2 separate regions of the Homo sapiens genome follow, and region 2 is linked to region 1. Evidence: chromatin contacts called from ENCODE Hi-C or POLR2A ChIA-PET data. All regions are on one chromosome and are shown on one strand. The core of a region is the stretch at or near the end of the contact, and the rest is flanking DNA. Distances in the headings are between cores, read along the strand shown. Region 1 overlaps EPG5 (ectopic P-granules 5 autophagy tethering factor). Region 2 overlaps LOC105372093 (a long non-coding RNA gene).

Region 1 (5,107 bases), core at 2,470-4,969:
CTGGCAGATTAGTAATAAAGAATGGTACTTTAATTACCCACTCGGGTAACTGGAATGAGCAGATGCTGTGTGGGAAATAATCAGCTTTTCTTTAAAATTTCTAAACGTATGGCTTTTTAACTGAAATACACTCCTACAGCTTGTTGCCCTCAGTATGTATTCAGTTTTACACATTTAGTGCTTCATTCATTTGGCACTCAGGAGAAATCCAAAATCCCTCAAAAGGAAATGTTCCATTTTTTAAAAGAAGGCATACAAATAGCCAATAGGTGCATGAAGAAATGCTCAGCATCACTGATCATTAGAGAAATGCAAACTAAAACCACAACAATGTATCAGTGCACAGCTGTTAGGATAGCTGTTATCGAAAAGATGAACGATAACAAGTGTTAGAGAGGATCTGGAGAGAAAGAAACTCTTAAACACTGTTGGGGGGAGTGTAAATTAGTACAACCATTATGGAAAAAGGCATGGAGGTTCGTCAAAAAACTAAAAATAGACTACCATATGATCCAGTAATCTCACTTCTGGGTATATATCCAAAAGAAAGGAAATCGATAGGGAGAAGGGATAACCACACTCCCATGTTCACTGCAGCATTATTCACAATAGCCAAGATATGGAAACAACCTAAGTGTCCTTCAAAAGATGAATGGATTTTTCTAAATGTGGTGTATATACACAATGGAATACCAGTCTGCCTTAGAAGAGGAGGAAATCCTGTCATTTGCAACAACATGAATGAATCTGGAGAACTCATGCTAAGTGAAGAAAACGAGGCACAGAAAGACAAATGCCACATGCTCTTACTCATATGTGGAATCTAGTAAGTTGAACTCATTGAAGTAGAGAATAGAATGACAGTTACCAGAGGCTGTGGGGTGTCAGGGGAAAAGGGAGGGAATGAGGAGTTGCTGATCAAAAGGGCACAAAGTTTCAGAGGGCAGGAGGAATAGGTTTCAGGATCTATTGTACAGCAGGGTGACTACCGTCCACAACAATGCATTACGTATTTCGAAATCAGAAGAGAACCAACTTTAAATGTCTCATCATAAACAATGAAAGGTAAGCAAGGTGATGGATATCTTAATTATCTTGATTTAATCATGCCACACTGTAAATCACACTGTACCCATCAATGTATATAATTATGATTTGTTAATCAAAAATAACATTAATTTTTTAATTTTAGAAACGGTGGAAATGTTCCAAATGACTAAAACTTAATTAACCCTTGGTGCAATGAAACTAGTCCATTAACTGTCATTCATGTAAGTCATTCTAAAATAAATCTCACGCTTTTCTGAGACCTGGATTATTACTCAATATTATCCTCACAAGTATCAATTCCATTAATGCCTTCAAGGGCTAATGACTATATAAGGGACATTTAGTCTAAAACAAGTGGTTTCAGACTTTCTGGTTCCATGCTAATGGAATGCAGTCAAAGAAGAGAGAGCCACACACAGTAAGAACAGAAACCTGATGGTTTCTCAACACAAATCTTTTAAAAAATGGCCAACGAGGCTGTGTGCAGTGGCTCACGCTTGCAATCCCGGCACTTTGGGAGGCCGAGGCAGGCAGATCACTTTAGGTCAGGAGTTCGAGACTAACCTGGCCAACATGGTGAAACTCTGTCTCTACCAAAAATACAAAAATTAGCCAGGTGTGGTGGCAGGCACCTGTAATCCCAGCTACTCGGGAGGCTGAGGTGGGAGAACTGCTTGAACCAGGGAGGCAGAGGTTGCAGTGAGCCAAGATCGCACCACCGCACTCCAACCTGGGCAACAGAGTGAGACTCCTTGTCCAAAAAAAAAGCCAATGAGCATCAACACATTGTACCAGACAACTCTCATTTCTAACATGCTTGTACCCTCAATTCCACAACCCGGCATGGAACAGGAATGCACATTTTTAACAACCTTTAAGACAGAGGTTAATGATAGCATTCGTTTAAATATGGATAAAAGACAGTTTTGTTTAGATAAAGTTGGGTAAGTATGTAGAAGATATCCAGAAGGATGTCTTAGGATAGACTGAGCTGATAGTTCCAGCCAAGACACAAATTCTGTGACGTCAGATAAATTCTTTTCATTTTCAGGTCCCCACTTTTCTCATCCATAGAAGGAGCTAGTGGATCAGATAACCTCACTAAAAAGCTGCAATACTTCTTCATCCTACCTTGCAAAGCTCTCCTGTTTCCTTTCTTTGAACCCAGCTACCAAGTCTTGATGTCTGTGAACCCTTCTGTCCTATGCCACTTTCTTATTTTATTCATATACAGGGGCAAGAGAGCCTTGGGGTGCTTTCCCCTATACTAAGAAATTAAATATGGCTGGGCATGGTGGCTCATGCCTGTAATCCCAGCACTTTGGGAGGCCAAGGCAGGCGGATCACAAGGTCAGGAGTTCAAAACCAGCCTGGCCAATATGGTGAAACCACGTCTCTACTAAAAATACAAAAATCAGCCGGGTGTGGTGGCGGGCGCCTGTAGTCCCAGCTACTCGGGAGACTGAGGCAGGAGAATCGCCTGAACCCAGGAGGCAGAGGTTGCAGTGAGCCAAGATCCTGCCACTGCACTCCAGCCTGGGCAACAGAGTGAGACTCAGTCTCAAAGGAAAAAAAAAAAAAGAAATTAAATATATAGCCTTTATGATTATAATTTGGTGCTCAAATCTTTTTCTCAGTAATCAATATATTCTGGATGGTAAAAAGCAGCTAGAAGTCTGCCTTTCAAAAAAATAATTGAGTACTACTAGGATTTCATGTGTTACTCATTGAACCACTATTTATCAAACACACACTGAGAATATGGCATTACCCTAGTTTTGTAGGGAGCAAAAAGAAGCAAAGAATAACATTTCTGTTATTCTATGAAGAGTTTACACCTCTTCAAGGTAAGATAAGATATATAAAAGATAAATCAGAAATACAAATAAGGTACAGCCAGACAAAATGAAATGAGCTATCCAGCCATGAAAAGGCATAAAGAGACTTCAATGTCTATTACTAAGTGAAAGAAGTTAATCTGAAAATGCTATGATTCCAACCATAGGACATTCTAGAGAAGGTAACACTATGGAGATAGTAAAAGGATCAGGGGTTGAGGGGAGGGAGAGATGAACAGGCAGAGCGCAGAGGATTTTTAAGGCAGTGAAACTGCTCTGTATGATACCACAATGGTGGGCACATGTTATTTGTCATTTGTCAAAACCCACCGAATGTGTTTACCAAGAGAGAACACTAATGTAAATCATGGACTTTCATTGATAATGATGCCTTAATGTAGGTTCATCAATTATAACAAATGTATCACCCTGGTGTGGAATGTCCAGAGTGGGGAAGGCTTGTGCATGTGTGGGGGCAGAAGGTATAAAGGAATTCTTGTACTTTCCACTTAATTTTGCTGTAAACCTAAAACTGCTCTAAAAAATAAAGTCCGTTAAACAAAAAATAAAATCTATTACAAAAAAAAAACAAAACTGGATGACATATGCTTAACTGTATGTATTAGCTCATTTTCACACTGCTGATAAAGACATATCCAAGACTGGGTAATTTACAAAGAAAAAGAGGTTTAACAGACTCACAGTTCCATGTGGCTGGGGAGGCCTCACAATCATGGTGGAAGATGAAAGGCATGTCTTACATGGCAGCAGGCAAGAGAGAGAATGAGAGCCAAGCAATACGGGAAACCCCTTATCAAACCACCAGATCTCATGAGACTCATTCACCACCAGGAGAACAGTATGAGGGAAACCGCCCCCATGATTCAATTATCTTCCACTGGCTCCCTCCCACAACACATGGGAATCATGGTAGCTACAATTCAAGATGACATTTGGGTGGGGACACTGCCAAACCATATCACTCTATAACTAAATGCCACACAAACACATGGCAGCCACAGGGGCACTAGGTGTATTCAGTGGAAGAAAACACCATGGGCCAGAAGCAAAGAGGAAGCCAGAGTGTTAAACAGATGCTGAAACCAGCCAACCGAGGACTATTTGCCTGCTGAGTTTTAACAGCACAAGAGGACAGAACATGAGGTTTTCTAAGGACTATATTCTTACTGAAAGGGTAGAATGGGGCAAAAGAGGAAACTTCTCTGCCTTACCCTAGATTGTGAGTCAGGAGAGATCAAAAAGTTTACTGTGAGAATTGAGGCCAGCCCGCAAGTGAGTTTGGGGTTTCATTTCATGTAACTGGTAGCACGGGAAACCCCAAACCAAGAAGTTAAGTAGTTCCAATTGACAACAAATGTAGATCCTCTCTGGAGGACTTACACACCCTCAGCCTAGGCCTTATGAGATTCCCATCAGTCTCTCTAAATATGGGCTCACAATACAAAATTTAAAAACACACAAGGAAACATGCCTCCAAGAACAAGAATCCAAAGGAAAATTAAACAGCAGCATAAGACAACCCCCAACAGGAATTTCAGATAATAGAATTAATGTACATACATCATAAAGTAAGCATGTTTAAACAAATTCTAAGGAAATAAAAAATAGAATTTTAAATGAAAGAAAAGATACTACCAAAAAGGATCAGGGTACATTTGAAAAACAAACAAATAGATCTAGAAATGGAAAAAATAATCACTTCAATGAAAAATTCAATTGATATATTTTAAGCAGATGAGACAGAGCTGGAGAGAGACTAAAGAAATGGAAGGAAGACCTCTAGAAATTACCCATAATAAAGCAAAAAAAGACAGAAAATATGAAAAAGAGGTTAAGAGTTAGGGAGGACAGGAAGAAACTCAACATGCAGGACAGGCAATATTGGAAGAGAGAAAGACTGCAAATTTACCATAACTGAGAAACTCAGAGCAACCTAACAAAAAAAGGTAAGAAGTTACACACCTAAAGGCCGGGCGTGGTGGCTCACACCTGTAATCCTAGCACTTTGGGAGGCCGAGGCGGGCAGATAGCCTGAGCTCAGGAGTTTGAGACCAGCCTGGGCAACATGGTGAAACCCCGTCTCTACTAAAACTACAAAAAAATTAGCCAGGTGTGGCGGCATGCGCTTGTAGTCCCAGCTACTCGGGAGGCTGAGGCAGGAGAATTGCTTGAATCTGGGAGGCAGAGGCTGCAGTGAG
Region 2 (5,107 bases), core at 1,466-3,965, 99 kb before region 1:
TTTATTAGTTGACTTTTTCCACTTCTTCCTCTTAAATGGTAGCAGAGTACCATTAAGTGATCTTCATAGACTCCATAGAGAATAGCAGAATCATCTAGCAGAGCCCCCCCGCTCATTTCTGACCCACAAAATCACTAGACATAATACAATGGGCTTATTGATTTAGGTCATTACGTTTCTGATTAGTTTTTCAAGTGGCAAGAGAAATCTGAAAAACCCTCATGAGTTCTGAAGCAAATTTCTCATAGTTGGCATTTAACACAATTTTTGTATTATCACTGAGCACACATTAGGCAAAGTCTGTCCTAGTGCATTCTCAGTTCATTGTTGATGCCCTTTCCCAACAATCCAGTTCTCTCCAAGGTCCTCTGAAGATCCCCTCTCAGATCTTCTTCCCTCAAGATGCCCTAAACCTTAGAATCCTTCTGGTCTTATGCCTCTCTTCCTTCTTTCTTCTTTTTTCTTTCTTCTCCTCCTTCTCCTTCTTTCTTTTCCCTTCTTCTTCCTTCTTCTTCTTCTTTCTTCTTCTTCCCTCCCCCTCCCCCTCCCTCTCCCCCTCCTTCCCTCTCCTTCTCCTTCTCCTTCTTTCTTTTTACCCAGGCTGCAGTGCAATGCCATGATCTCAGCTCACTGCAACCTCCACCTCCTGGGTTCAAGCAGTCCTCCCATCTCACCTCCTGAGTAGCTGGGATTACAGGTGTGTGCCACCACACCAGGTTAATTTTTGTATTTTTAGTAGAGACAGGGTTTTGTCATGTTTGCCAGGTTGGCCTTCTTCCTTCTTTACCCTTCTATTATCCTTCCTCTCCTCCCATTAAAGTGTTTCATTTTAAAGGAATAATTTTTTTTTAATAGAGTCTCACTCTGTTACCCAGACTGGAGTGCAGTGGCTTGATCTCAGCTCACTGCAACCTCCACCTCCTGGGTTCAATTAATTCTCCTGCCTCAGCCTCCTGAGTAGCTGAGATTACAGGCAGGTGCCACTAAGCCCTGCTAATTTTTTTGTATTTTTAGTAGAGACGGGGTTTCACCAAGTTGGCCAGGCTGGTCTCGAACTCCTGACCTAAAATGATTCACCTGCCTCAGCCTCCCAAAGTGCTGGGATTACAGGTGTGAGCCACCATGCCCCACCTTAAAAGAAGAATTTAGTAGCCCTAAAGAATCTCCAAGGTGAAGACTAGAAGAGAGAAATCAATGCAGCATTTGTGTAGAGACCTAGGAGGAGAGGGCCTGAACACCAAGCAGTCTCCCTGGTGTTTCTTCTCCATCTTCTATTCATAGCCTTCTACACAAACCAGAAAAAGATCATCAATTTTACACCAGATGTGAGAAGATGCCCACTCCCACTGCCTCCCCCAGTAGTAAGTCCTAATTAAAACTTGCTACCCTCTGAATCTAAAATGATTTAATGCTTCCTTTCCTTTGAAGTGATGATATTACAGATTTTATTATCTTTTCAAGGAGAAAAGGTCTGTTAGAATAAATAAAGCCTTAGTATATGAAGTAATGTTCAGAGTGTCTTATCAACTTTAGTCTTCCCCTGGGAATCCTCTCTCTTCCCCTCTGCTCACCACATCCTGTCCTTCTCTTCCAGCCCTGCTCTGATTATTAACTAAGAACCCATAGAAACTAAGGTTTCCTTTAGCTCTCCCTAAATGGGGTTTGAATAACCCACTAACCATGTTTAAACAGGTCTTCTTAATCATAAACATCACCCTAGAAGACAAACATCACTCTTCTATTATGTGGCTGCCCATAAAACCCAGACAGCTTCCTGTTTCTCTGTTTGGACCTCATGTGCCTGCCAAAGGTATGTGCCATTTCCCAGTGGCTTTGAGGGAGGCATAAAAGCCAGAGCCCACAGGACTGTGTTACTCAGTCTTTGTCTTAGGTCTCAGGTGGGGCCAGATAGGGAGGGGAGTGTCACATCTTGTTGCATTACTAAGGCTGATGGTCACCCAAAATACAAAGATAGGACTGTATCTCTTGGAGATGAAGGTTCACATGTCAACATACACCTCCCACCTATGTCAGTCTTCCCATCCCCAACCTTGGTCATGTCATTCCTCACCTCACTTCCCTCCTACTCCACTTCCAATGTGGAAAGGACCCCTCTTCTCCTGTCCACCCAACTAATAGCTACCTAGCCCACCAAAGTACACTTCAAGCCCCACCTCCTTTCTGAAGCCTCCACTGCCCACTCAGGTGACTTTCTTCTACCATTCACAGATGGTAACATGTGTGTATCATTCCTACCTAAAATGCTGGAGAATGGTATGTTAACTCTTCCTGTGGTATTTGTTTTCCCAACATTATATTTAAGTTCCTGGAGTGCAGAAAGTGTGTGCTGTCCATGTTTGAATGCCCCACATGCCTAATGAAGGACAATGTAGATGGAAGACCCATGAGCAATATACTGAATCAATTAAAGAGACAGGGCATGACATTGTTCAGGCAGCTGTTAATAATAATAATAAAATTAGTTGCTATTATTAAGCCTGTCTTAAACTGCAGAGAACAAGACAGACACAGGGGATGACCTACAAGCTTCAAGACTCAGAGAATTCAACAACCTTAAGAAATACCTCCTGGGCAGAATGCTGTATTTGGAAGGTTGGAAGACTCTGAGCTTGAGAACCCTGAAGAAGGCGGAACTGTTGGGTTGCCGGCAGCCGGGAAGGGTTTGCCTGACACTCTTGGCTGGGCGGGAAGAAATGGGGGGAAGGAGAAGGGCGGCGCACTGGGCTGCTGGAAGCTGGGTTCCTTCCGAAGGGACGTTACGCTACCGTCCGTAATATCACCCCAAGCCCTAGCATTCTCAGGAAAGTCGCTTATGAAGCTATGACTCAAGTGCCGCAGTGCTTGGGCCCACGCTTCGCAGCGTGGAATCAGCGGCGGGGCGCGGCGGCACGAGGAAGCTGTGCAAAGCCGAAGGGGCAGCCTCAGACCAGGAACCTTACCCGTCTGGCGGGTCTTATGGCCGAGTCACCGTGGCGGCGCGGCAGCTCGGGCCCGGTTCTTCCGGGCGGGCCGGGGTGGTCACCTCTGCAAAGCAGGGTTTCTGGGCCGTGATCGAGTCTTGCTCACGGGCATGTCGGGAAACGCCTGCTGCGCTCCCTGCCTGAAAATCCACTCTTGAAAATGCACTCCCTTAGGTTAAAACGCTGCCTTTCCTAAGGACCTTCTTTAAAAGTAAATCCTAACATAAGTTGGTGCAACCAATTTCCTTCCCTTACAGACGCTAAAAGCAGAGCACTGAAGGGGTGGGATTCTTGAAGGGGAGGGAGGGAGGTAAGGCTACTGATGATCCTGGAAGGGACAGCTCCACTGCGAAGGGTTTAGGGGAAGGCGGATATCAGCTCTGGTTGCTCGGTTAGTTTGCCCTATTTGAGCTGACGACTTTCGTTAATGAATTTCACCTCTAGTGCTCAGTGGTTTATCTGAAAGAAAAGGCTGGACTAGAGAAGTGGTTCTCAAATTGGTCCCCAGACCAGCAACATCAGCATCAGCTGGGACCTCGTTAGAAATGAAAACTATAGGCCAGTCCTAGATCTACTGAATGAGGGACTCAGCGGAGAGCCCAGGAATGTCTTTCAACAGCCCTCCAAGTGTTTCTGATTCATGCTGTCATTTGGTGACAAACTGGACTAAATGATCTGGCGAGTCCCTTGCACAGAAGAGAGCTGATACTTTTTAATGTGGTTCATGAGGCCATACAAGGCCCTCACTGATGTGGTCCTCATGTAACTGTCCAGTCTCTTAAGGCAACAGTCTTTCTCATCTACATAAAACTGATAAAACTTTCTCTAAAGAGATTTCCTCTTTGAAACCCAGGCTTACATATGCTGCTCTTCCTGACATAGCCTTTTTCTTCCATTACTATCTCCTATTTGTCCTGTAAGACTTGTTTTGTGATTATCTCTTCCAGGAAGGCCATCTCACACCTCCCAAGGTCAGGTGTCTCCCTTCTGTGTTGTTGTAGCACCTTGTAAATGTTATATCCATTTACCACCTTTATCAGGTCACCCACCAGACTGAGCGAGGTGTGAGCAGAAACTTGTACTTCTGCACGTTCAGTGTCTGACACAATGTTAGCCACTACAGTAATCATCAATGCATGAGTGAATGAATGGATGAATTGAATCCTTTTGTCAACTGAGGGCTCAGATAGTGGCTTTCTGGTTCTTTTTGATCTCTAATCATTGATAATTTAAAGCTCTTCGTGTTACCCCAATGATTTGATCAATGCTTATTACTGTTAGTAATTTTTTTTTTTTTTTGAGACGGAGTTTCACTCTTGTCACCCAGGCCCGATCTCGGCTCACTGCAACCTCCACCTCCCAGGTTCAAGTGATTCTCCTGCCTCAGCCTCCCGAGTAGCTGGGATTACAGGCACCCACCACCATCCTCAGCTAAATTTTTATATTTTTAGTAGAGATGGGGTTTCACCATGTTGGCCAGGCTGGTCTCGAGCTCCTGACCTCAGGTGATCCACCCACCTCAACCTCCCAAAGTGCTGGGATTAGCCACCACACCCAGCAACTGTTAGTAATTCTTTATAGTACATTACATAATACAAATTATTTCATATCCATTAGCCCATTTCAACTTCTCATCAACCTTAAGAATTAGAGTAGGTATTGTTTTAATCATTTTAACAGCTGTAAAACAACTCACAGATATTAAATGGCTTTCCATGGTTACCTATTTCTGTAAAAATTATTTACACAGAGTACAAATAAAACACAAAGTGTCTCCTTGGCAAGGCATAGTGATAGACACATAGGAGTTAAAAACTTATTAAAGACATGATCCTTATCCTCAAGGAACCTCTATTTTAGGAAAAATAAAACATATTCTCCAAATAGCCACAACGTAATAAGTGTATAATAAATCCAATCTTAAGTGAGTCATTCCATTAAGGATTTAGGAGTTTGGTGGACAGAGAAACTGTGGGTGGCAGAGTAGTTAGGGGAAACATGATTGGGGCAGAGGCAGAAATTGCATGATGACTGGACAGAAAAGGATGTGAACAGATATGAGAAGAAAGCCTCCCAGGAGCAGAGAATAGACTAATAAATGAACAGAGACTGGAACAATCAACATT

Evidence for each region. A loop is a pair of places that touch in the nucleus more often than their neighbours do. ChIA-PET counts read pairs that join two places held with the same protein, here RNA polymerase II (POLR2A). Pooled maps may share reads with other maps.
Region 2: a loop to region 1 is called in a map of natural killer cell, with 2.6 times the contacts of the local background. The contact joins two enhancer-like sites. A Hi-C loop is called at or near these places in 1 of 168 maps with a recorded cell type or tissue (natural killer cell), 6 of 37 single-sample maps with no recorded cell type and 11 of 50 pooled maps. POLR2A ChIA-PET finds 5 or more read pairs at or near these places in 1 of 52 experiments (activated CD4-positive, alpha-beta memory T cell).

What each region holds. Positions count from the first base shown.
Region 1 is chr18:45,870,897-45,876,003 of GRCh38, forward strand. The region is part of intron 35 of EPG5 (ectopic P-granules 5 autophagy tethering factor); the gene reads right to left. Among named protein-coding and RNA genes, the nearest start is that of SIGLEC15, 48 kb to the left of the region's middle. Within about 2 kb of position 3,720, at least 7 of the 41 ENCODE cell types and tissues checked have a DNase peak (open chromatin) inside an H3K27ac peak, as active enhancers do.
Region 2 is chr18:45,772,621-45,777,727 of GRCh38, forward strand. The region is part of intron 3 of LOC105372093 (a long non-coding RNA gene); the gene reads right to left. Among named protein-coding and RNA genes, the nearest start is that of SIGLEC15, 51 kb to the right of the region's middle. Within about 2 kb of position 2,716, at least 24 of the 41 ENCODE cell types and tissues checked have a DNase peak (open chromatin) inside an H3K27ac peak, as active enhancers do.